Regions from separate parts of the Mus musculus genome. Here regions 1 and 3 are each linked to region 2. A link is a loop called in an ENCODE intact Hi-C map of the cell type or tissue named here. Cell type or tissue: gastrocnemius. All regions are shown on one strand. Region 1 has its middle 11 kb from the start of Gm39610. Region 2 holds the start of Fam161a (family with sequence similarity 161, member A). Region 3 overlaps Xpo1 (exportin 1).

Region 1 (8,000 bases), 110 kb before region 2:
ATTATCTAAGTCCAAATGTGAAGAAACATGTGATGTAGAAAGCGAGGGTGCCTGTGTCTCTCACTCTTCAGAGCAGTGTTAGCTTGTAAACACTTAGATAGACTTTCAGCTTTTCCTATGGATACACTAATGTGTAGTATAGGGTAATTATGTAGAAATACTTTCCAACCTCCATCCTTCTCCCCCTCTCTCCTCTCCTCTTCCCTTCCCCTTGCCTTCCCTCCCTCCCTCCCTTCCTTCCTCTCTTTGTTTTCTGAACAGGTTTTCACTATGTAGCCCAGGCTCACCTCAGCTCATCATGCATCTTGGGCTATCCTTGAACTCATGGCACTCCTCTCCAGTACAGGGACTATAGCCTGTATTAATATGTCCAGCTCTGCTTGCCTTTTAACACATCTTGGATATATTTGTCAATATAGTTAGATCTCATTTTCTCTCCTCCCTATTTGGTTTTTTTTTCTACTTGTTTTCCCTTTTTTTCTGAACTAGCCCTTTATACCCTAAGCTTACCTTTATAACCATGTAATTATATAGAGATATTTTCTTATTGATTTTCTAACTATATATACATTAAATATATTACCTTTTTATGTATTTATGAAGCTGTTTTCTATAGCTATTTTTGTTACATGTGTCTTAGTCGCTGTTCTATTGCTGTGAACAGACACCATGACCAAGGCAACTCTTATAAAGGAAAACATTTAGTTGGGGCTGGCTTACAGTTTCAGAGGTTCAGTCCATTATCATCATGAAGGGAACATGGTAGGCGTGGTGCTGGAGAGGTAGCTGAGTGCTCCAATCTGATCCACAAGCAGGGAGAGAGAGAGAGAGAGAGAGAGAGAGAGAGAGAGAGAGAGAATATGCTGGATGCTGGGCCTGGTGTGAGCTTTTTTGGAACCTGCAGGTGCACTTCCAGAAGCAAGGCCACGCCTCCTAACCCTTCTAAGTCCTTCTCAAGTTCTACCACTCCCTGGTGACTAGTCATTCAAATCTATGAGCCTATGAGGGCCATTCCTTTTCAAACCAAAATACCCCTGAGCATTTTTGGCTTGTGTTTGTTTTCCTGATCTCGTGTAGGGGATACTATGACCGAGTCACTTTAGTTAGCCCTGTCCTCTTCTGCTCAGCTTGTCATACACCACAGCTTACTAGTTCACTTTAAAAAATATATTCAGCCAGGCATTGTGATGCACACCTTTAATCCCAGCACTTGGGAGGCAGAGGCAGGTGGATTTCTGTGAGTTTGAGACTATCCTGGTCTACATAGCAAATTTCAGGACATCAAGGATTACATAGTGAAACCATGTCTAGAAAAATGATATTAGTATATAATTGTTTTTGATTGCTAAAGTATTTCTTGGTCCTGTAAATTTTGTACCCAGATGAGTGCTTCCCAGTCCTAGCCTAAGGCACCAGAAAGGGTTGTAACCAACCAAGTTCATAGGCAATTATGAAGTCTTTGCTGTTCAGTTAGGTAGGGAAACCTGAAAAAAGAAACTTATTCAAGCATTTCTGCTTTCATCACAGTACTGAATTATCAGGTGTGTGTGTGTGTGTGTGTGTGTGTGTGTGTGTGTGTGTGTGTATCTGTCTCTGTGTTTTCATGTATTGGTATGTTTGCAGGTGTATGTGTGTGTGCCTGTCTGTGGAAGCCAGTGTCATTCCCGAGAAGCTCTCTACCTTGTGCTTTGAGGTAGGGATCTCGCTTTGTGCACTGGGATCTCGCTTGACAACCAGGCTAGACTGGCAGGAGAGGCCCTCTTGTCTTTGCCTCCTTGACACTAGGGCTCCAAGCATGTGCCATAGAGCCTGACTCAGTGAGCGTACAGAGGATGAGAGCCAGTCTTCTTGCTGTGCTGCAAGCACTTTACCAACTAAGCCATCTGCCCAGAGAGAGCCAACCCAGATGTGCTGGGCAGATGCCCTGCCACTAAGCTACACCCTGGCCCTACTTAGTATTCTTCTGGTTTGCTTTTGTGAAATCTCCTGTCACCATTAGTGAACAATATACACCAAATACCAATAATACTTAAATATATTTTAGGTATAATGTATGTATGCTAAAATATGAAATACTGTTTAGTAAAAAGAAGTTATATACATATTATTTCTTTATTACCACTTTGGGGGACCAGATACTGATAATAATCTTGTCCACATACTTCAAATTAGTAAGGATTTCTTTGTATTTCTAAAAATTATTTACACTTAGAAGATATGACAACTTAAAACAGGAAATAACAGGAAATCGAGTAAATATTTTTGCCTAAATTATCACTTATATTTAAAAGATGTTCATTTTGGTTAGGCTACAAAAGAACAGCTGTCATTCAAGCAAAAGTCAGACCTGTGCTGGGGCTGGAGAGATGGCTCAGTGCTTAAGAACAAGAGTTGTCTTGAAGAGGACCTGGGTTCAGTATCCAGCATACACATGATGATGGCTCATAACCATCCGTAATTCCAGTTTCAGGGCATCTGATACCCTCCTCTGACCTCTGCAAGCACCAGGCATGCATGTGGTACACAGACATATATGCAGGCAAAACACGCATACACATAAAATAAAATAAATAAATCTCAAAGTAAAATCAGCTCCAGATTTGTGTTGACTGATAGTAACACATTCCTTTTTAAAAAATGTTTATTTATTTATTATATGTAAGTACACTGTAGCTGTCTTCAGACACACTAGAAGAGGGCATCAGATTTCATTACAGATGGTTATGAGCTACCATGTGGTTGCTGGGATTTGAACTCACGACCTTTGGAAGAGCAGTCGGTGCTCTTAACCACTGAGCCATCTCACCAGCCTAGTAACACATTCTTATTGCTGCCATTACAAGTTATCATGAACTCAGTGACTTAAAGCTCATAGCTTGAAATAAACAAAACAAAACAAAACAAAACAAACAAAACAGAACTGTCTCTCCAAGCTAAGATAAAGATGTACATACATCATGGGGCTGTAGAGATGGCTCAGTGTTTAAGAGCACTCACTACTCTTACAGGGGACCAGCCATGAAAGGCTGTTCATAGTTGTATGTAACTATAGTTCAGGGGATTTATCACCCTCTCCTGGCCTCCAGGGGCGCCAGGCGCAGGCAAAACACACACACACAGAGGGATAGACATAGTGTAAGGGAAAACAAATAAATAGAATACAATAAAATGCAATAAATAACGTAATGTTTTAGTGTTTTTCTTTTTCATAGGGGAAGTGTTGTAGTTTATCCACTTGCTGTTTCCAGATTGAACAGTTAGAAGCTGTGAGCCCTTCGTCTCCCCTGCCTCCTTCTGATGGACCTTAGTTCACCTGGCAGGACAGGACAGCCACCTGTGCACTTGGCTATGGACCTCACCCGCCTGTGCACGTGGGCCATGTGTTTACTTGCAGCTCCCAGGGGGAGTCACATGCATCTGTTTACGTTCCTAAAGAGCCTAGGAGGTCACCTCTAAAAATAATCATGCTCGGTATCAGATCTTCTGGGACTTGGAGGTACATTCCTCACACACTCTCTGCCACGGCGCTGAGCCGGGCATATCCAGTTCCCCAAAAGGGCTTGGACCAGAGGACTGGATGCAACTGCCAAACGGTGCAGCCCCAGGGTTCATTTAGTTACAGATCTTGGGGGAGATCCACGTTTTAAAAAAGTGTCATGTACCTTTTCCTGTTACTACCATTGCAAGTAATGCTGAAATTTAAATGTGTTTATGGCAGCTTGTAGTTCTCCTGTTACTTTCCAAAGGGAATATTCAGATTTTCAGAACTGTGCTATAGTCATTTGATTTTGCAACAAATGTAGGTTGTCTCAGGAGGCAGAGGCAGGCAGATCTCTGAGTTCCAGGCCAGCCTGGTCTACAGAGTGCATTCTAGGACAGCCAGGGCTACACACAGAGACCCTGTTTCAAAAAAACTTAAAAAAAAAAAAGGCTGTCTGATCAGACTCTATTTGCTTTACAAGGGCCAGTGCTCCTATTGAAATGGTGGAGACTGGGGAGACAGACTTATACCTGGGGAACACCCTCATTTGCCCCTGACTCCCATCCTACTCACACAGGATTGGACTTTTTATTACTCTGCGAAGGGCTTGGAATACTTCGTGGGAAGGAAGGGAGTAGCAGGATTGAAGTTTGAGGTCATCCTCTGTCATAGTGAATTTGAGGGCAGACTGGGCTATGTGAGACTCTGTCTCAAAAAAGAATAAAGAAGAAAAGAAAAGATGACTAGTTCTTTGCCTTTAGAAGGTTAGTCTTTGACTGGGGTTGTACCTCTGGGTAACTGTCTTGCTTAGCATATGCACAGGCTCTGGGTTCAATCTCCCACACCGAAAAAGAACCTGGTATCAGATAGACTGGTGAGATGGGGAGGTTGGTTTTGTTTCTTTTCTTTCTTTTTTGTTTTTGTTTTTTATTTTGTTTTGTTTTGTTTTTTTGAGTCAGGATTTCTTCATATATCCCTGGTTGGCCTGGAACATGCTAGAGAGACCAGGCTGGCCTCACAGAGATCTGCCTCCCAAGTGCTGGGATTAAAGGTATGAACCACCACCACCTGGCTTTTTTTTTTTTTTTTCTTTTTGAGACAGTCTCACTATGAAGCTGGCCTGGAACATGCCTATAATGACTAGGCTGGCTTCAAACTCACAGAGACATGGCTGCCTCTGCCTCCTAAGTGTTGGGACTAAAGACTTGGTGTGCCCTGCTCAGCCTGGGAGGTGAGTTTCAAGTCACAAATAATGAAACCAAATGTAAGTCATGAATGGAGAGTAACAGGTTCCTAGCAAAGGAGACAACTAGAGTTAGCAAAGTGGCATAGCCTGGAAAGTACCTTCAAGCAAGCCTGATGATCTGAGTTCAAGTCCTAGAGACGACTCTCACAAGTTGACCTCTGACTTTTCATGTGCATCATGTGCACGATGGTGCCCACACGTATACACAAAATAATTAAATGTTAAAAAAAATTTTTTTAAAGAAGTGAATCTCGGGCTGGAGAGATGGCTCAGCAGGTAAGAGCAGTGACTGCTCTTCTGAAGGTCCTGAGTTCAATTCCCAGCAACCACATGGTGGCTCACAATCACCCATGATGAGATCTGACACCCTCTTATTGGTGCATCAGAAGACAGCTACAGTGTACTTACATAATAAATAATAAATAAATCTTAAAAAAAAAAAGAAGTGAATCTCAGGCTGGAGAGATGGCTCATCATTTAAGAGCACTGGCTGCTTGCTCTTCCAGGGGTCCTGAGTTTAATTCCCAGCAACCACATGGTGGCTCACAACCATCTGTAATGGGATCTGATGCCCTCTTCTGGTGTGTCTGAAAAGAGACAGCTACAGTGTACTCATATAAATGAAATAAATAAATCTTTCGAAGAAGAAGGAGGAGGAGGAGAAGAAGAAGAGGAAGAGGAAGAGGAAGAGGGAAGAGGGAAGAGGGAAGAAGGAAGAAGAAAGAGGAAGAGGAAGAGGAAGAAGAAGAAGAAGAAGAAGAAGGAAGAAGAAGAAGAAGAAGAAGAAGAAGAAGAAGAAGAAGAAGAAGAAGAAGAAGAAGAAGAAGAAGTAGTGAACCTCTAGAACTTTATGCCTCTTGGCTGGAGGATACAGAAGAGTTGCTGAGGTCTCAGAAGTTCCGAAGATTGAGATAGAAAACCTGGTAGTGACATTACGGAGGTGATAGATTACACTGGGCTCTGAATTCATCATTACGTGCCTCTGCAGATGTCTTGTCATTCATGTTCAATTTTTGCCTTTTTAATTTTCTTTTTCATTTTTTCAGCCCAAGGCCTGGCCAATGCCAAGCAAAGCATTCTACTGTGGGACTTTATGCCAGGCATGTATGCAGTTCTTTAATAAAGTTTTTAAACTAGATTTGGGGTTTTGTTCCTTTTGATTTTTGTTTAGTTTCTGGCTAGATAATGGCCAGAGAATGGCAATTAAAGTTCATTCTTTACAAAATCATTGTGAAGGTTGAATGGGGTGCCCAGCACAGAAGGAGCACACAAAACTCTAATCAGGGCTCCCTCTGCCCGACAGCAAGCAGGAGCTGGGTGTGCACACCAACGACCACAGCCCAGCTTCCTCTACAAACTTTCCCAAGGCCTAGCCTTATCCTGAGGCTCAACAGCTGAGTAGCAATTCAAGGCACAACTGAGGGTAAAGACAATCTTGGATCACACTTATTTCAAGGATTCAAGGATTGAACTCAAGTCAGGCTTGGCAGCAAATGCCTTTATAGACTGAAAATTGAAGTGCCAGGCAGGACTCCCTGGTCAGAAAGAGCGGGAAGCCTGCCTATGTTGCTTTTGGGCATTCAACTTCAATGTCACAGGACATCATTCCTTGCTTGATCTGCTTCTTTCAATCAACAAATGACCTCACCAACCAACTGAGCCATGGAGGCAGACACAAGCCTTATCATTCTTTATCTGGGCTTTATGTATGTGCTCATTTTATGTACCCTTCTCCCCAGCCTTGAGTAGGCTAAATAAACCTTAAGTGTTTGCCACAGTTGGACTTAATGACCTAGGTGTAGTCTTCTGCCCACCTAGGTGAAGTCTCCTGTGGGGAATTGCAGGCTGGTCTTCAGTTGAGCCCTGAAGGTCTGAACCCTGAAGGGTGATAATTCACCTACATGACATGGTAGGCGTTCCCTTATGCTCCTGGAACTCTGGCCCCTGCCTAAGTTACAACCCCCCACAACCCCCACAAGAGAAGCATGGCTAGAAGACATGTAGACAATGGCCCAAGCTTCTGACCTTCAAGCTAAACTCCTCCCCAGTTATCTAGCAACAGTAAAGGCCATAAAAAGGGCTGTTCAGCCCCACCTCGCTCTCTCACTCCTTTGTTCTCTTACCTCTCACTTCTCTCACTTCTCTCTCTCCTTTCTCTTTGTCTTCTCCTCTCCTCTCTCCCTCTTACTCTCTCTTTCTCTTTAGCCTCCCCCCCATCTACCTTCTCTCTTTCCCCGTGCCTTTCTACAATAACGCTCTAAAACCATAGAGAGTCTCTGCTCATCAAGATATGCTCCACTCACCCTGGTCAATGTTGGGAACATCTTCCTTCATCTCTCTCTCCTATAACCCTGGTGGCTTTAGCAAAGTAGCTCTGGGAATCCCAGGTAAGGCTGTCCTTTACCAGCCCCTGAAGAGTGGGTTAGATGCCCACTCAGGGATGAGTGGAAGGTAGATAGCAGTCCTCCCACTCCTGACTGACCAGAGAATAGGTAAAACTCTGGCAGGGTGTGGGTTTTTCCCTGCCCCCTCTTCCCCTGGGTTCCCCCTTTTAGTTCCCGACAGTCTCCTGCCTTGCTGCGCCTGTACTTTCCTACAGGAACAGACTGCCCACTGAACTTGCTTTGCAATATAATCCAGCTGAAACAAAACAACATAATTCAGATGAAGAAAGGATGGGGTCTGTGAGTTCTCCCTATAGAAATACAGTGCTGAAAATTAAACTTTGAGCCTTGATCAGATCTTAGAAATCCTCCTGCCTCTGATGTTAGAAAAATTCTTAGCTCAAGTAGATTTATGCTGTGCATGGTTCCCAGAAGTAGGAATGGTAAATACATAAATGACAGGAGAAAGAGAGAGAAGGAGAGAGAATAGTTTTCAGAAAAGAAGTTGTCCCCTGTCCAGGAAGTACTAGCAAAAGAGAAGGAAAATGGTCAGAGCTCTCCTTGGAAGAGGAGGAAATAGGAAGATGTCGTGCTTCCTCTCTGGCCCTGACTGGAGATCAGGTTCAAGTTCTCTTCCCTCTCTGTCTATTGTCTGTCTTTGGTGCACCAATCTGTTCACGTGTCAATTTATGTCTGTTTTTGTTTTGTTGTTTGAATGATTATTGTTCTGTTTTTCATGTTGAAAAGAAAAAAATGGTTAAAACGTTATTTGCTGGCTATCCATCCCTTGATTTAGTTTAACTTGTTTAAAAAGCAACCTCAATTTGCACAGCAAAAACTGATAAGTTACCCTGTACAGCTGGGTACCCAAGCACAGCTGGAGGCAAGG
Region 2 (8,000 bases):
AGCTAATCTTCCCGAGAGTGGCCTGACCCACTTACAGATGTATCAGCTCTCCCAGCACCTGAGGCTTACCTTGTGTCAGCACCATAAGGAACTGTTTGTATTGTAGTCTACAAAGTTTATCTGACATTCTGGAGCTTTTACTAATTTATGTTCTTTTCAATGCTGAACTTGGTAGCCCCTGTCTGTAATTCCAGTACTCAAAAAGCAGACATAGAAGGACCCTAAGTTCAAGGTCAGACTGAGCTACATTGCCAGTCTGAGGCCAGCACATGCATGCTACATGAGATCCTCTGGGCTAGGCATGGTGGTACACACCTTTAATCTCAACATTTAGGAGGCAGAGCTTGGCAGATTTCTATGAAGCCAGCCTCTTCTACATAATTCCCCCACTCCATGAGCTCCAAGCCAGGCAGAGTTACGCGGTGAGACCCTGACTCCAAAGAAGAAAAGGGCCAGGAAGCAAAGGAAGAGGAAGGAAGGAAGGAAGGAAGGAAGGAAGGAAGGAAGGAAGGTGTTTTACAACAATGTTTAATGGCATATGTGTACCTCAGCCTCCCAAGTACTGAGACTATAGCTGTGGGCCATTGTACCCAGATAATGTTTAAGATTTATTTATGGACAAGGTCTTGCTATGTTGTCTAGGCTGGTCTGGAACTCCATGTGCTTTAGGGTGGTCTCAAACTTACAGTTCTGACTCCACCTTCCAAATGATCTAACATTAGATATTTGAAAAAGAGAATATATTCAGTGGGTATCACTGTAACTGCAGCTTCCCAAAACAATAGACAACATCTTGCAACTATGAATACTAAATTAGACCCTGGGCAATATCTAGTGGATACCTGGCCTGCTCAGCACCTAGTGCTCCTTAGGCAAATGACTCCACTGCCCCAGCAGCTGTGTCTTTCTCTGCTCTTCCTACACACCAACTGCTCTCATAACCCTTTTATTTCTTTAGGAAAATAGAAACCACCAGAGGAACACTCGCTCTTCTCTCCACCTACAGAACTCCCCTCTAGGGACACACTCTCTATTCTTCATTTTCAGGGGACTGACAAAGCATTTGTCCATTCACCTCACTGTTTTTCTCAGTGAATGTGGGACCCCTTGGCCCTTGTTCCAGTCCTACCACGGTGTCTGATCCTTAATCCCTTTTGTCTATTAAGTCTCTACTAAATGTTGATGTTCTCTCTCCACACCTTTCGTGTGTGTGTGTGTGAGAGAGAGAGAGAGAGAGAGAGAGAGAGGGAGAGAGAGAGAGAGAGAATGTGTGTGTGTGAGAGAGAATGTGTGTGTGTGTGAGAGAGAGAGAATGTGTGTGTGTGTATGTGAGAGAGAGAATGTGTGTGTGTGTGAGAGAGAATGTGTGTGTGTGTGAGAATGTGTGTGTGTGAGAGAGAGAATGTGTGTGTGTGTGAGAGAGAGAATGTGTGTGTGTGTGAGAGAGAGAGAATGTGTGTGTGAGAGAGAGAATGTGTATGTGTGTGTGTGTGTGTGTGCGAGAGAGAGAGAGAGAGAGAGAGAGAGAGAGAATGTGTGTGTGTGTGTGTACACCAGAGGTCAGTGACAGGCTTTTTGTCCCCTCAGTGACACAGATACAGACCAGATTAGACCAGATTAGAAGTAGATAAAGGCAGGTTTATTAGGAGGCTGCTCTCAGGTGGGCTCACTGATCTCACAGGTGTGAGAGATCCAGGCCAAAGCAAGGGGATCTTGTAGAGTTTAGGTTGGGAGTGCTGCCATGCTAGCTAGGAGCTGGGATTGTGTCCATGCATGGTCAAAAACTGAGCCCCCAAATGGGCACTCTTGGGCAGGCTGTCTGAAACTCAGAGACAAGGAGCGCTGACATGTTAGCTTGAGTATTCTCCAAGCAGACAGTGGAGATTTCTTTAGGTGGGTGGGGTTGGCAGGAGGGCAGATGTAGTTCCCCAGCTTGTGCAGGGGATAAGCAGGGGTTCCAGGCTAACATCCAATCTTAGCTGAATTCCCTAGCCACTGTCCACTTTATTTTTTGAGGTAGGGCTTTCAGCAAATTCCAGGAATCTGCCTGTTTCTTCTCTCTCCAGCACTGGGATTATAGACAAAAGCCAACACACTGGGTTTGTATTTGGGTGTTGGAAACCCAAACTCAGTTTATAACAAAAATCTTCAGTTAGCAGGGCACTCTGGAACATAAGTACAACTATACAAAGGACAGACCTTTCTGCCGTAGTAAGCCAAAGTATAAATCAATTTCCAAGTGAATTGTTCAAGCTGGCAGTTGTTACAATTACTACTAATTTATGTAAATTACTCTAGAAATGACACCCATTCTCTCCTTTGGTTCTTAATAACAACTGAATAAGGTGGAAAACGGAGACAATTATAGTCCTTTTATAGACAAAGAAACAGAAATCACGGCCTAAGATCACCCAGCACATAGAAGAAAACGGCTTCTGACCCGGGTCCAAGCTCTTGCCTTCCCTGGCATTTCACCTTCTGTAACCTATGACAGGCTGTGTTGAATGATTATCAGGTATAAACCAGTCCTAGGGTTCTGAACCTCATAGCTGGTTAGGCTCTGCTTCACTCTACATAACCTTGAAACATTTGCTACAGGCCAGGCCTGGGGCCCCATACGCTTAATCCCATTACTTGGAAGGTGGAGGCAGGAGGATCAGGAGTTTAAGGTCATCCTTAGCCACAAATAGCAAATTTGAGGCAATCCTGGACCAAAGGAGTCACTGTCTAAAATAAAACAAAAAAGCCGAGGATGTAGCTGTTGGTACACCACTTGCCTAGCAAGCACAAACCCTTCGGCCCACCCCAGCACTGCTAAGGAACAGGGTGTCGAGGGAGCGAGTGCCCGTCCTGGTGCTTTATCCCAGCAGAGTGCTGGTTTAAGTCCAAGGTTCCCGGCTTTTAAAGTGAATAAAAGCTGGGCGTTTTTATTACACACCTTTAAACTCAGGAAGCAGAGGTAGGCAGAGCTCTGTGTGTTTGAGGCCAGCCTGGACTACACAGAGTGAGTTCCAGAACAGCCAGGCTATGTCTCAGAAAACAAACAAAAATTTAAAAGGATGCTAAGATGTTTTAACTGTTAAGAGCACTTGCTGCTCTTGCAGGGGACCTGGGCTTGATTCCCAGCATCCATATGGTAGCTCACAACTCTCAGTAACTCCCAAGGCACACATTCATACACATAAATCTAAAAACAAACACACAAAATGAATAGAACAGATGAAGGAGAGGGGGTGGTTACATTCAAAATATACTGTATGAAATTTTTAAAGAATAAAAGCATTGCTGGAGAGATGGCTTAGTGGTTATAAGTACTGGTTGCTTTTCCAGAGGTAGAGATTATGTGTGTGTGTGTATAATCTCCTCCTCCATATATATCCTTCTGCTAGAAACATATAACACATCCAGGACATAATACTGAAAATGTTTTGTGAAAAGATCTCACTGCACCCATATCATCCCTTTAGGGAACTGGGATTTCGGCGGTTTGTTTATCTGGATGCTTCTCTACATCTGGAGCATCTGTCCACTGAACTTCAAACACGGTTTGCTAATGGACTGCTAAAATCCACTCCTAACAAAAACTGATAAAACACACTTGTCAGTACAACTTATCATCTGAAAGTTGATCTTTTATGAAAACTATGGGCACATCAGTTGTCTTCGGGGGGGGGGGGGGCAAAAATAAATGTAAAAATCAGAACTAAAAAATTATTTATTCCCAAGATATACTGGAGAATAAATAGGAAGTAGAGTTCTGTTCTTTGCATACTCTAGAAATAGCTATAAAAAAACCACTCTCCAATAAAGTTTTGCAGCAACCTTTAGTTGGGGCAGAGAGCAGGGAGGGTCTACAGAGGACACCGCATTTCCACCCGTCCTGCCCGAGACGATCGGACAGCCCTCAGACCCCTCCGGGCTCTCACATTACCGACGCCCGCATCTGCCACACTTTCTTCTGTTCCTCCTCCTCCATGGCCGCCGCCAACCCCGCTGCTACCAAGGACTCTAAGGAGTCTTCGCTTTCGTACTGGGCGACCCTTGCTCCGGTGATGGGATTTGCAGACAGGAGAAGGCTGGCTGCCGCCAGTCTGGCCTCCTGGTGCGGCGAAGCCATCGCCCCGCCTCCAAGCCCAAGCGCCCGCGCCCGCCCAGGGCGGCGTGCAGGCGCTGCCACCTAGCTCACAGATCCTGGCTTGGGGCGAGCGGTTACTAGGGGCTCGGTTACTAGGGACGCTACAGGAGGTGGCGACGGACCATAACGCACGCAACGTCCTTTTTCACTGTCACAAATGCGAACCCCGAGTCCAGCTAGTGTCTAATGATGGTTTCTGATACAAGCCTGCGGTTTCTAGAAGCATAACTGTCTGAAGCTACACAAACGACTACCACAGCAAGCTAAAGTAAAACGCAATCTTCAAGCTAATTGCTCAATGGGAGTCTCACCAGCGCCGGAACAATTACTGATTCACTTGAATGACACCCAGGTCTCCGGCAAGGGACTGAGCTTTTCTCTGGTTTCTAGCTTTATTTCTGTCTAACTACCTAAACGAGAACTTCTCGCGGTATACGGACTTAAAGCAGAAAGCGCGTTTTAACTAGCTGGATCAACATATTAGGGCACAGAGGGACAGGAAGGACCGGGTGTTGGGTGACCATCCCAAGAAAAGAACAGGCTTTGCAGCGCGCTATTCAACATGGCGGAGAACCCAGTTCATCTCTAATTGACAAGAACCAGCGGGTTGACCAATCAGAAGGAGAATACTTATTTGTCCCACCCTCTTTTTTCTCGACTGACCAGTAAGACACTAGACATAGGAAGTGTCTGTCACTCAGACCAGTGAGTGAGATGTGGTAGCTTGTCTAGCGGTTCTGCAGCTAGCTTAGCGGCAGATTAGAGGGGGCGAGAGCCTACAAGGACCACACCCTCCCAGCTCAGCCCTGCCAACCTCCTGATCGGCCTCAGGTTTTTGGCCACTTTGGATGCTTTTTCAGTGAACTCTCAGCCACCTGCAGCATAACACTTTACTTAGAACCCCAGCTAGCGCCCCTGTCCCCACCCTAAGGTTCCAGTACTTTCCACGTTATGCGGCACACCTTCCACAGAACCTGTTTCTGACGCAGTTGTTACCACCCCTTCCTTGTTCCCCTCTGCGAAGCACCTATCACCTTACCTTCCCTGCCTCCTGTTTCAAAACGGTTGAGCTTGCCTTTTCCAACGGAACTGATGATGGATACTGGTTGGTTCTGAAAAGCTAGATGTGGGGAGGGATCCATAGCCATCTGAATGAGAGAATAGTGACTTTCTGCCAGCCACATGCAACTAGTTCTGTGATGGGACTTGGTGTAAACAAGACCTATTGACAGACTGAAGCCCTGTAAGTGGGATGGTTTTAGGAACATGAAATAGTAAATAATGGATATGAAGGACATCAGTGTGTACATAGAATAGGAAAGTTTCGGCTGACAGTATTCTAAATTTGCAGATATCTATTAACACAGCTTTTAAAAAAAAGGTAGATCTGAAAGAAAATGGCACCATTAAAGTGCTTTTGCAGGCCAGCCAGTGGTGGCGTATGCCTTTAATCTTAGCACTTGGGAGGCAGAGGCCGAGGCCAGCGGATTTCTGACTTGGAGGTCTACAGAGTGAGTTCCAAGACAGCCAGGGCTGTCTTGAAAAACAACAAAAAAATTGTAATATACAAGATAGTGAAATGAATAATTATGAATTCTGACAAAAATGAATGCCCATGGAATCACAGGACAGATACACAGAGAAAACGAACAAACGTATATACCAGTTGATACTTGAGTATATACTTGAGTGTGATGAGAAGCAAGCACCAAAGATGTTAGAATTGCTTGTTAGTAGTACTGGGAGAGGTTCTTGCAAACACGGATACTATTCTACTGAAAGCTTTAGCTTCTTGTTAGCCTGTAAAGAACACAGAGGATACATACTCTCAAGCTCTTTCTCCATCAGTTTCTTAACTATCAAGTTTTTAGCATTTGCATTGGCTGATTTCAAGGTTTGATCCCTAGTTACTGAAAAAATAATAATCTGAACAAGAAAATTGGCATTTGTGAAAAAGGAAAATGAAGGCAAGTTCTGCCATCCAAGAACTTGGAATCTCTTTAGGTAATCTGAATGCTGATGCCTCAATTAAATCCAAAATAAAATCCCTGTGATGGTGCTAGGAGGCAGGGCCTTCAGGAAGTTAACTAAGGGGCTCCACCCTCTACAAAGGGTCCATGGCTTTAGTTCTTTGATGATGCAGATTTCCCAGAAGGATCTTGTAGATTTTATCAACTTGAAAGAGATTGAGACCCTGGCATCCTTTATTAAAACTTTATGTTCCAAAGCAAACAATTTGACAAGTTTTAGTGAACGTGAGAAATATTAATCTCCCCTTTGTCATTTCCTCAGAAGAGTACTGCATGTAGTTCAATGAAGCTAAAATACAAAACGCATACCCACAACTAAAAATAGTCTAATGAGAAGACAATGTCTGGTATTGCAGAGCCATCTGCAACCATGGCCAGCAGAGCAACATTGGAGGAGGTAAGAAAGCAGTTCATTTCAACAGGACTCAGAAGTCAGTGTTGGTTCACACTTTAGGAATCGGACACTAGGTAGATTTTTTTTTTCTTTCTTTTTTTTTAGGCATATTTAAGTACAGCACAATTCAGCAAACTTTTCCTGGAGATAATTAACTCAAGCCCATGTGCATAATAAAGTTTAAGGTGTGATTAAATCAAAACTCTGTAAACATAATACTTTCCAAGATGGGTTCTATAGATTGATCCTCTGGGAGAGGAACAGTGTGGTCCTGGCTACGTAGTGCAAAAGGCTCCGGGCTATATTACAATGCCTGCTCCCAGTCTTCTAGGCAAAAAAATAGGTTACACTTGTCTCCCATTGAGGGGACAATACTGGGTAACATTCCTGGTTTCCCTAGTGTTTATCTGTGAGCACAAAATGACCTCTGCCACTTTCTAATAACCCCCTTCAAAAATGTAAGTGCAGCTCTTGCACAGTTTTGGTTTTAAGCTTAAGTGCCTGTCATATTTTATACAGCATTGATTAGGCATTTTAACAGGTGCACAATTGTTCTGTCTTGCTAGGTTCCTTGTAAACTGCTGACTCAGTTGTGTTAGGCCCTCACCTTGGGTGGTGATAGGTTCCATGCACAAGATCCACATATGATCGATCTACTGAGGACCACCTGAGTATCTCTCCAATTTTGCATACTGTGGGCACCTCATAATGTCTCAGAACTTACTGAATGGCAAATCTACTACTCTGAGGATATAGTCTTCACACCATACCTTAAACTCTAAAACTTGGAAACTTAATGAAGAACTGAAGAATAGCACTTAAATGTAAACGTTATCTTTCTAGCCCCTTTAAGTTTGATGGGTAACTTCATTCAGCAAATTTCCCTTGGACGAGCTTTTATTCTAATTTCAACAAAGCTGTTGTTAGGATTGTTAGCTATTGTGCTATAAACCCCCATATCAAATCAAATTAAGTTAGTGGTTTTCTACCAAGCAAATTTCATATAAGCAGTGGTTAGCAGAAGTCTGTCAAAACAGCTACATATTTAGGTAGACGTAAGTAGTAATGGATAATATCCTAGAATCCATTAATATGGATTAGAATAGTATTTTGACCTAAATTTCTAAGATGTACCTGATTCAATTGCTTTTTAATGAATTAATTTTATAGCTTAAACAATTAAAATGAGAGAAAAACCTAAATTCTGGATGATTCAAGTATCTTTCTCTCAAGATCCTGGACTCAAACATTCACTTTCTCAACTTCTTGTATTCTGTGATATAGAGGTAATGAAGCACCAGACTGTGCAGGCCAAACTATGGCTCACCTTAATCCCAGGCCTTTATTCAAAGGTGTCAAAGTATGTGAGAACCACCTATCAGGCTTTAAAACCTCATAGGTATGTAGTAGTTAGAATTAAGATAGCCAAGTTGAAATTTAC
Region 3 (8,000 bases), 260 kb before region 2:
TATCTAACTTGGGTGCTTCAAACTGAACCCAGGACTCTGTAGGCATGAAAGAGCAGCAAGGGCTCGTCATAATTGCTAAGACATCTCCAATTCAGAATTTTTTTCTTTGCAACTGTCCTCTATTTTTTACAAAGAAAATCCATACATCTGTAGGTACATTTTCTTCAAAGGATCACTTACTGCTTTAGCTTTTACTGATAGTTTCTGTTTCTTTCTTTTTTTTTTTTAAATTAAGTAATCATTTGCCCTCTGCCTAATAATAGAACAACAGTATTTCTTATTTCCTGTAGCTGGACTGGCCTAAATAAAACTCCTATATATCTAAGGATGATCCTGAAGGCCTCACCCTCCAAAGCTATTTTTAAGAAAGTAACTAGCCTGAAACACTGTATACTACACAGGTCTTGAATTTAGAGTTGATCTTCCCATATCTGTTTTCCCAATACTCAGGCTTACTTCTTTTCATCTTTTTCATCTTCCTCTCATCTTTGAAACAGGGTCTTAATTTAGACTGATCATTAGCCCTGTGTTAGTATTGACTTGAACTTTTATTTTTACTTTTTAAATGTAAAGCTGGATCTCAATGTATAGTCCTGGCTGGCAGCTGGAGTGAGAGCTCAGGAGGCAGAGGCAAGCTTATGTCTGTGAGTTTGAGGCCAGCCACAACTATGCAGTGAAACTATCTTGAAAAAAACAAAACCAAGACTGGAGATGGCTCAGTGGTTAAGCGCACCAGCTTCTATACCAGAGGTCCTAAGTAAAATTCCCAGCAACCACATGGTGGCTCACAACCATCTATAATGGGATCCGATCTTCTGGTGAGTCTGAAGAGAGCAATTGTGTACTCATATACATAAAATAGATAAATAAATCTTAAAAAAAGAAAACAGGGGAAAAAAAAACCAAGACAAATAAAAATAAATAATAGAAAGCATTGGAAATACAACACAGGTGTAGTTTCTGTCCATTTTGGGGATAGATGTTATTGCCTAGGCCTTCACTTGTATGCACACATCTAACATCTATGTGGTGCACACACCCCAGAATCTCCGCTGTTAAGAGTCAGGTGCTCGGGCTGGTGAGATGGCTCAGCCGGTAAGAGCACCTGACTACTCTACTGAAGGTCCTGAGTTTAAATCCCATAAACCACATGGTGGCTCACAACCATCCGTAAAGAGATCTGACTCCCTCTTCTGGAGTTTCTGAAGACAGCTACAGTGTACTTACATATAATAAATAAATAAATCTGTGAAGAAAAAAAAAAAAAAAAAAAGAGTTGCGCGCTCAGGTTAGGCACAGGTTTTGGAAACAGGATCTTACTAAGTAACCAACTCTGACCTGGCAATGGCCTCATACTCCAGAGATTGACCTATTCTGAGTCCGATGGTTTTTGGGAACTGCCACCACCGCCCAGCTGAAATATTTCTTTTTAAAACTTAAAACTTCCTAAGAGACAGTTGCAGCACTGGGGAGGCAGATTGACCCCTGAAATTGAGGCCAGGCTGGTCTACTGCACAAGTTCCAGGAAAACAAATGTGTATGGGACACAAGACAAACTTAAACTTCAGCCAAGTGTGATGACTTACACCTGCCAGCCAGGGTTACACAAAGTGAGTTCTTCATCTCTTTGGGCTATAGTTTCTCAATCAACAACAAATAAAACCCTACACTAAAAACTATAAAACATATAGATGTTAATTTCTGGCTTACGGCTAAATGGCCATTACAGCATTTCAGAACAAAATGGTAACATTGCAACAAAGTTCTTTTTACCCCTATTGCACATTACTTCTTTCTCATTAAGATGGCTTTTTACAGTTAGGAGAGATGGGAGCAGCAGTGCTTGTTGATCTTGCAGAGGACTCAAGTTTGGTTCCTAGCACAGATTCACAAGGTCTAACTTAAGAGCCGGGGGAATCCTGTGCCCTTTCAAGGACACACACATATAACATATAAATATAAGCATATCTTTACAGTAAAATTGCCATTTCAGAACCAATCCCACTTATACAGCCCTCAATGTGCTGGGACTACCTATGTGTACACTGAACTAATGAATGTGGTTATAATGGTTTGAGACTTTCTGGCAGAAATCAAGTAAGGTGTACATAGACGTGCAAAGATGACTTCCTGCAGGTCAGTGAAAGGTGTAGCACACAGAAATAACTAGTACAAGAGTCTGTCCCTTGAATATGTCTTAGTCTGGCCTAGTGGTACACACCTTTATCTAGCCCCAGCACTTGAGAGGCAGGGACAGGTGGGTATCTGAATTTTAGGCCACCTGGTCTACACAGTAAGGTGTAGGACAGCTAGGATGGCACCAGGAAACACTGTCTATAAAAGAAAAAGATAGCAAACAAACAAAAACAGATGCACCTGTACAGGAAGGGTGGAGATACTAGTCCTGGGGAAACACTGGATCCCAGACCATATCAGAAGTCTGAAGAGAGAAGCTGCTCAGGACTTCAATACAGATCTGAGCTTCCAGAGTGTTAGGTCTGTGAGACCTGGTACTTGCTATATAACAAAGATGGCAATTTTCTCCCTTGGCCTCCACACTGCCTAGGATTCCAGGTATGCAGAATTACAATCAAATAGGTTAGCTTCTTTGAAGTTACTAACTTTATTATGAATGCCAGGTTAAAACCAGTAGAATATCTGGTATCCCATGGGTTTTAAAGGTTATTCCAAAGCAAGGTTCAGCCCAGATTTAATCCCCACCCTTTTCTTTTGTTGACCAAGCTGGCCAAATGTACAACGAGCTGTTATATGTGCATGTTTTATGTAGACCAGGCTAAGGTGGTAGAATGCTTGTATACTATGTTTGAAGTCTTGGGTTTGATCAGTACTCTCAAAGCGGTGGAGGCTCAGATCTGTCCTCCTAGTCCTCAGGTGGAGGTGCTGAAGTCACCCTTACCTATAAAACAACCTGACTATAATAGGATACCATCCCAATAAAAAATAAACAAAACTTTCATTAAACAGGAACAGGGCTGGAAAGATGATGCAAAGGCACTTCCTGCTCTTCCAGAGAACCTGTGCCCAGTTCCCATCACACACTTTGTCATTACTTATTTGTTCCCTTTGTTTAAAAAAAAAAAAAGATTTATTACGTATAAAATGTTATACCTGCAAACCACAAGAGGGCACCAGATCTCTTTGTAGATGGTTATGAGCCACCAGGTACTGGCAGGGAATTCAATGCTCTTAAATCTCTCCAGCCACCTTTAGGTTTTTTTTTTTTTTTTGGGGTTTTTTGTTTGCTGTTTGTTTGTTTGTTTGTTTGTTTGTTTGTTTTTGAGACACAGTTTCTCCTTGTGGCCCTGGATGTACTGAAACTCACTCTGTAGAACAGGCTAGTTTCTAACTCAGATCTGTCTGCCTCTGTCTCTGAAGTGCTGGGATTAAAAGCCTGTGCTACCACCCCAGCTTAATTAATGTCATTACCAGTAACTCCAGCACCAAAAGATCTGTCACCTCCTTCTGTCCCTCACAGATGAAGGGACACAGATGGAGAAGGATGGACAAACTGACTCTGCCTACCCTCCCTCAAAAGGAATATGAGAGAGAGAGAGAGAGAGAGAGAGAGAGAGAACGAGAGCCAGCCTGGCAGTGGTGGCACGCGCCTTTAATCCCAGCAATTGGGAGGCAGAGGCAGTTCTGAGTTCAAGGCCAGCCTGGTCTACAGAGTGAGTTCCAGGACAGCCAGGGATACATAGAAAAACCCTGTCTCAGGGAAAAGAAAAAAAAAAGTATACCTCTATTCACTAAGCCACATTAACAGCTTTGCTCTTTATTATGTGCATGTGTTTAAGGAGCAGGGTGTGTGTGTGTGGTGTTTGTGCTGTGTCCTGAATGGTAACAATGTAGGGGTCTGAGAAAAACAGGTGTCTTACCAACTAAGCCATTATACTATACTGACCCTCTTTTTAAAAATTGAGTTGGATCTTGTGTAGCCCAGGACTTGCCTTTTCAATCATACTGCCTCCATTCAGAGGTAACTATTTTCTTTTGTACAAGATTTAACTAAAGTGGAGGTTGCCTCTTTCCTCTAAAAGATAGCTTGCAGGACAATACAAATAGATCCTGCCATACAACATTAATCAACTCAGCTGTAGTAAAAGCATCAGGAGCCAAAGCCTTCGCTGTTTGCCCTGAAGGTGCTTCCTACCTTCACACTGGTTCCTTGGAAGGATCTTCCACCTTGTTTTGATCACATTTTCCAAAATCTGTAGTCCATAGTACTGAAAATTGGAGAACAGAACTATGTGAATTTCTTGGCATAGGACTAGGACCTTTCAGGATTCACAAATGGACAGACACTCACACATTTATAGCTAACATTTCAAAAACATTATGCTATCAAATTTAATTACATGTATTAAACAAGGATCTATTCACCCCTAAGCTGAGAGTTCATGCATTTTCCTCATTTACTGTTCACTGCTCTATGTAACGTCCTGCTGTTTATACATGCTCACACCAGGAGGAAGAACCAAATAAAAAGCCCTTTTAGCAGCCAAATGGGCTTATTTGTCTGTAGAGGGAAATAGGAATTCATAGTGTAAGTGACTGCTCATGGGCTCACACATTAACACAACCAGGCTCCTAACAAATTAGAAGCTTGGATGCTATCAAGCTTCCTACCACCCTCTAGGAGTTACAAGTTTTCAGCCAAATATCAAGTACTGTCTGTCAGAGATACATTCTATATAGAGGGTTTAAACATAACTGGTGTGTTACTTAAAGGAGCAGCAAGACAAACCCATGGGTTTATTTTCAATTTTAGCCCCACCCTTATGCAGTTTCTATTTCTACTAATTTAAAGATAAACTTTTGTGCACAGTCAAAATACAAATGCATGTTGCAATCTGTATCTACCTTTCAGGTATTCCTTACAGACATGGAAGCTGTAATTACATTTGTGAAAAAGTTAAATAACAGATACCACTTTCAATCCATTTTATCCCTCCCACTGCTTATGCACTCTAAACAGTCAGCAACATGTAAGAATTTATAATGCTCCGGGATTTACTACCTAAAATTATTACTATGACCAATTAGTGTGGATAGGCAGGAGAAAGAAAAGGAACCAAAATGTAGTTTTGGTATTCCAAAAACCAGCTGTAATACCTGAAAGGTAAACTCTCTCACACACACATAGCCTCAGATTGCAAGTGTTGGCTGAGAATAAGAGTTCATCTTTAAAGTTGTTAGTCATTTACACAATAAAATAGAGCATTAGTATTTCAACCAAAGGGATCATATAAATGCTCATATTAGCCACAGCACAATATAGACTGTCCCAAACTACATTGTGCTTAAATGTTTTTGCTGTTTTCTTTCATTTTAATATTCCATACTTTACAAAAATAATTTTCTTTTGCAATCTCTACTCAAACTATATTTGCGGAACATTCCTTAAAGTCGTCTAAAATAAGAATGAGGCCAAAACAAAATCTGAAATTAAGAAATAATGTCACTGCAGTATTTCATAATCAGCAGTAGTAGTGAAGCTCACTATCCTGGTCAGGAGCTCTGCAGAACTGGTGCTCAGAAGCATATAAAAGATAAAAGTTTCTCTAAGCATACAACTTACTATTCTATAAATTTTTTTCAAGCACAAATCACACTACCTAAAGATTCAAAAGAAAAAAAAAAAGCAGAAACCTAACTGTTACAGAATATGTTCTCTTGCTAATAACCAACTAAAAAGACCCATGGAGCACCAAGAAACAAACACCATAAATACAACAGACTTAAAAAAAAAAAAAAAGCCAACAACAAAAAGCCTCTTATGGTATTTATTTTACTTAATCTTATTATTGCCTCTCAATAATTACTATATTTATTCATTCACTTATTAATAACAATTAATGTAATGTTATATAATATTAATTTACTACCTACAACACTTTCAAAAGTAGAATCTGCTTACTGAACACATGATTTTAATTTGAGGATTGGAGCCCAATAAAAGGATCCTACACATGATCAAAGGTGTTCCCATCACCACACTCTAAGTCCTAACATCCTAACGGCTCTGGATAAGAAATTTGGAAAGAATCCTTGTTCCTTTGGGAAAATAATTTTCTTTTTCATAAATGATAGAACATAACCAAATCTCTCTCTCTCTCTCTCTCTCTCTCTCTCTCTCTCTCACTCACACACACACACACATACACTCTCACACACACACACACACAACCAAACAACAACAAAAAAAAAACCCTACTTCTTTAAATCCCAAAACTTGAATAATCCACTGCTGAGCTATGAAGATGAGGGACAGATAACAGCAAAGACTACATGAAAAACAAATGCATGAAATGATCCCTATGGCAGAAATCTGAGCCCTTAGAAATACGTATTTATGCATTGAGCTCCCCCTTCCCCACCCACCACCCATGAAACAAAAACAATTGATGAACAGAATTCAGTTAAAGGGAATCAAAAGGGTAGACCTTGTGGAGGCCTGCCGTCAAAGCCTAGCTGTGTCAGTTGCACAGGAAGACACCCCTTTTCTTCCTATTACAAGCAATCAACATAATGGAACATTATGATTAATATCAGGTAGTGTTAACATCTTTAAAGAAAAAAAAATGATTGCATAAAAGCCAAATGTCATAGTGCATAAATTTAGCACCAAATCATTTGTAATTTATGTAAATTGAAGAATTCTTTACCTGTTGCTTTCTTTCTGTTCCTCTAATCATCTCATTTTTCACAAGACAAATTTGAGTTTTTAAAAATACTGTTGATAAATCAACTTAAACATTAGTAATGTCTGTCAGTATAAAAAGCAAAATTTACCAGGCAAGCAAACAGGCAAACACTGTTATGTTACTTAATGTTAGCACTTTGAGGAAGTTCTGGGCTGTATTTTTGCCTTAAAATTTACAAGATGTCAAAACTAATTAATATTTCAAAACTGTTAACTAACACACTCTGGTCTCATAAACAGATGTGCACATGGCGATTTTTCTGTTTTAACACAATATATATCAAGTAGAAACCCTTTGTGTATTAAACAGAGTGCCATGGCATCTTATTACTTTAAGGCGTTTAAAGAGAAGCGTGAATCACCAAGCAATAAACAGTCAAAACACATTTTGATCAACCCTTCTGTTCAAACTCAAGCCAAAAAAATTAAAAAAATAAAAACAAAGAGCCCTGAGTTATAACATTTTCAAGTGCAAATAAGAACTGAGTGCTGTCTCATTGAAAATACTGGTACCACGGAGTAGGATTTTAAGCTGTCCAGACTACTGGGTGTTGGTGGTGCCTAACCTATATTGTATTAATTGCCCAAAATAATGTTATTATCTCATCTCTGAATAACTTTTACAACTTACTCTACACATGTTCTACGATGGAAAAATACCCAGCCACCCCCCAAAAGAAAAAAAACACCTTGCACTCTAGTCCCAGTTATAAAAACTTCATAATTCTTAGGACTATTTGCAAGAATTCTAAGCTTTAGAGAAATTCTGAAATAAGTTAGCAATATAAAATGATTTGGTAACAACTGCTAATACTAAAAATGAGATACCTTCCTCAAAGTTTACGACTGGAAGAAAAGAATAATGATTTTTAAACCACCACTTGCTTACTTTCGTGTTCATGTTCTGCGAAAACTCCAATATTGTGTCGACCCGTGTCCAAGCATCAGGATGCTCCTTTAAATGTGTCAGTACTTCTTGAGCCATTCTTTGCTAGAATGTTACACCAAAACAATTTAAGTTAGTGTGTTCTTTAGAATTCATTATAACGTAAAGTACAGAGAATAATGCACACCCTAACAACACAGTGAAGTGATACTTCACTTTCTAGAAACATGTGAGAAATGTACCAGTTACCAGTATTCACAACTGCCTGTAATTGCAGCTCCAGGGGGATCGATTACCATCCTCTTCTGGCCTAAGGGCATCTGCATCTATACCACTCTATTAGAAATACACTCAACATATATCATGCTTGTAAAAGGCACTGGAATTTGA

The links. Hi-C counts contacts between places; a loop is a spot of excess contacts. Peaks named below come from ENCODE experiments on the same cell type or tissue, not always from the same donor. Only the 100,000 strongest peaks of a DNase experiment are listed, where the experiment ranks them.
Region 1: it touches region 2 in a loop (2.3-fold over the local background); 3 of 42 quality-filtered maps call a loop at or near these places.
Region 3: it touches region 2 in a loop (4-fold over the local background); 36 of 42 quality-filtered maps call a loop at or near these places.

What each region holds. Positions count from the first base shown.
Region 1 is chr11:23,110,273-23,118,272 of GRCm38, reverse strand. No RefSeq gene overlaps it. Among named protein-coding and RNA genes, the nearest start is that of Gm39610, 11 kb to the right of the region's middle. In gastrocnemius, a CTCF peak has its summit at 3,100 (motif pointing left); a DNase peak (open chromatin) is centred at 3,370; H3K27ac peaks cover 2,971 bases.
Region 2 is chr11:23,004,558-23,012,557 of GRCm38, reverse strand. It overlaps Fam161a (family with sequence similarity 161, member A), which reads right to left and starts at 4,211. Exons shown (of 5, transcript NM_001363283.1): 1 at 3,932-4,211. In gastrocnemius, a CTCF peak has its summit at 4,171; DNase peaks (open chromatin) are centred at 4,165, 4,789 and 5,594; H3K4me3 peaks cover 1,957 bases; H3K27ac peaks cover 1,868 bases.
Region 3 is chr11:23,267,377-23,275,376 of GRCm38, reverse strand. Xpo1 (exportin 1) reads right to left here. Exons shown (of 26, transcript NM_001035226.1): 4 at 7,614-7,715; 5 at 4,172-4,244. Among named protein-coding and RNA genes, the nearest start is that of Xpo1, 15 kb to the right of the region's middle. In gastrocnemius, a CTCF peak has its summit at 3,142 (motif pointing right); a DNase peak (open chromatin) is centred at 3,174.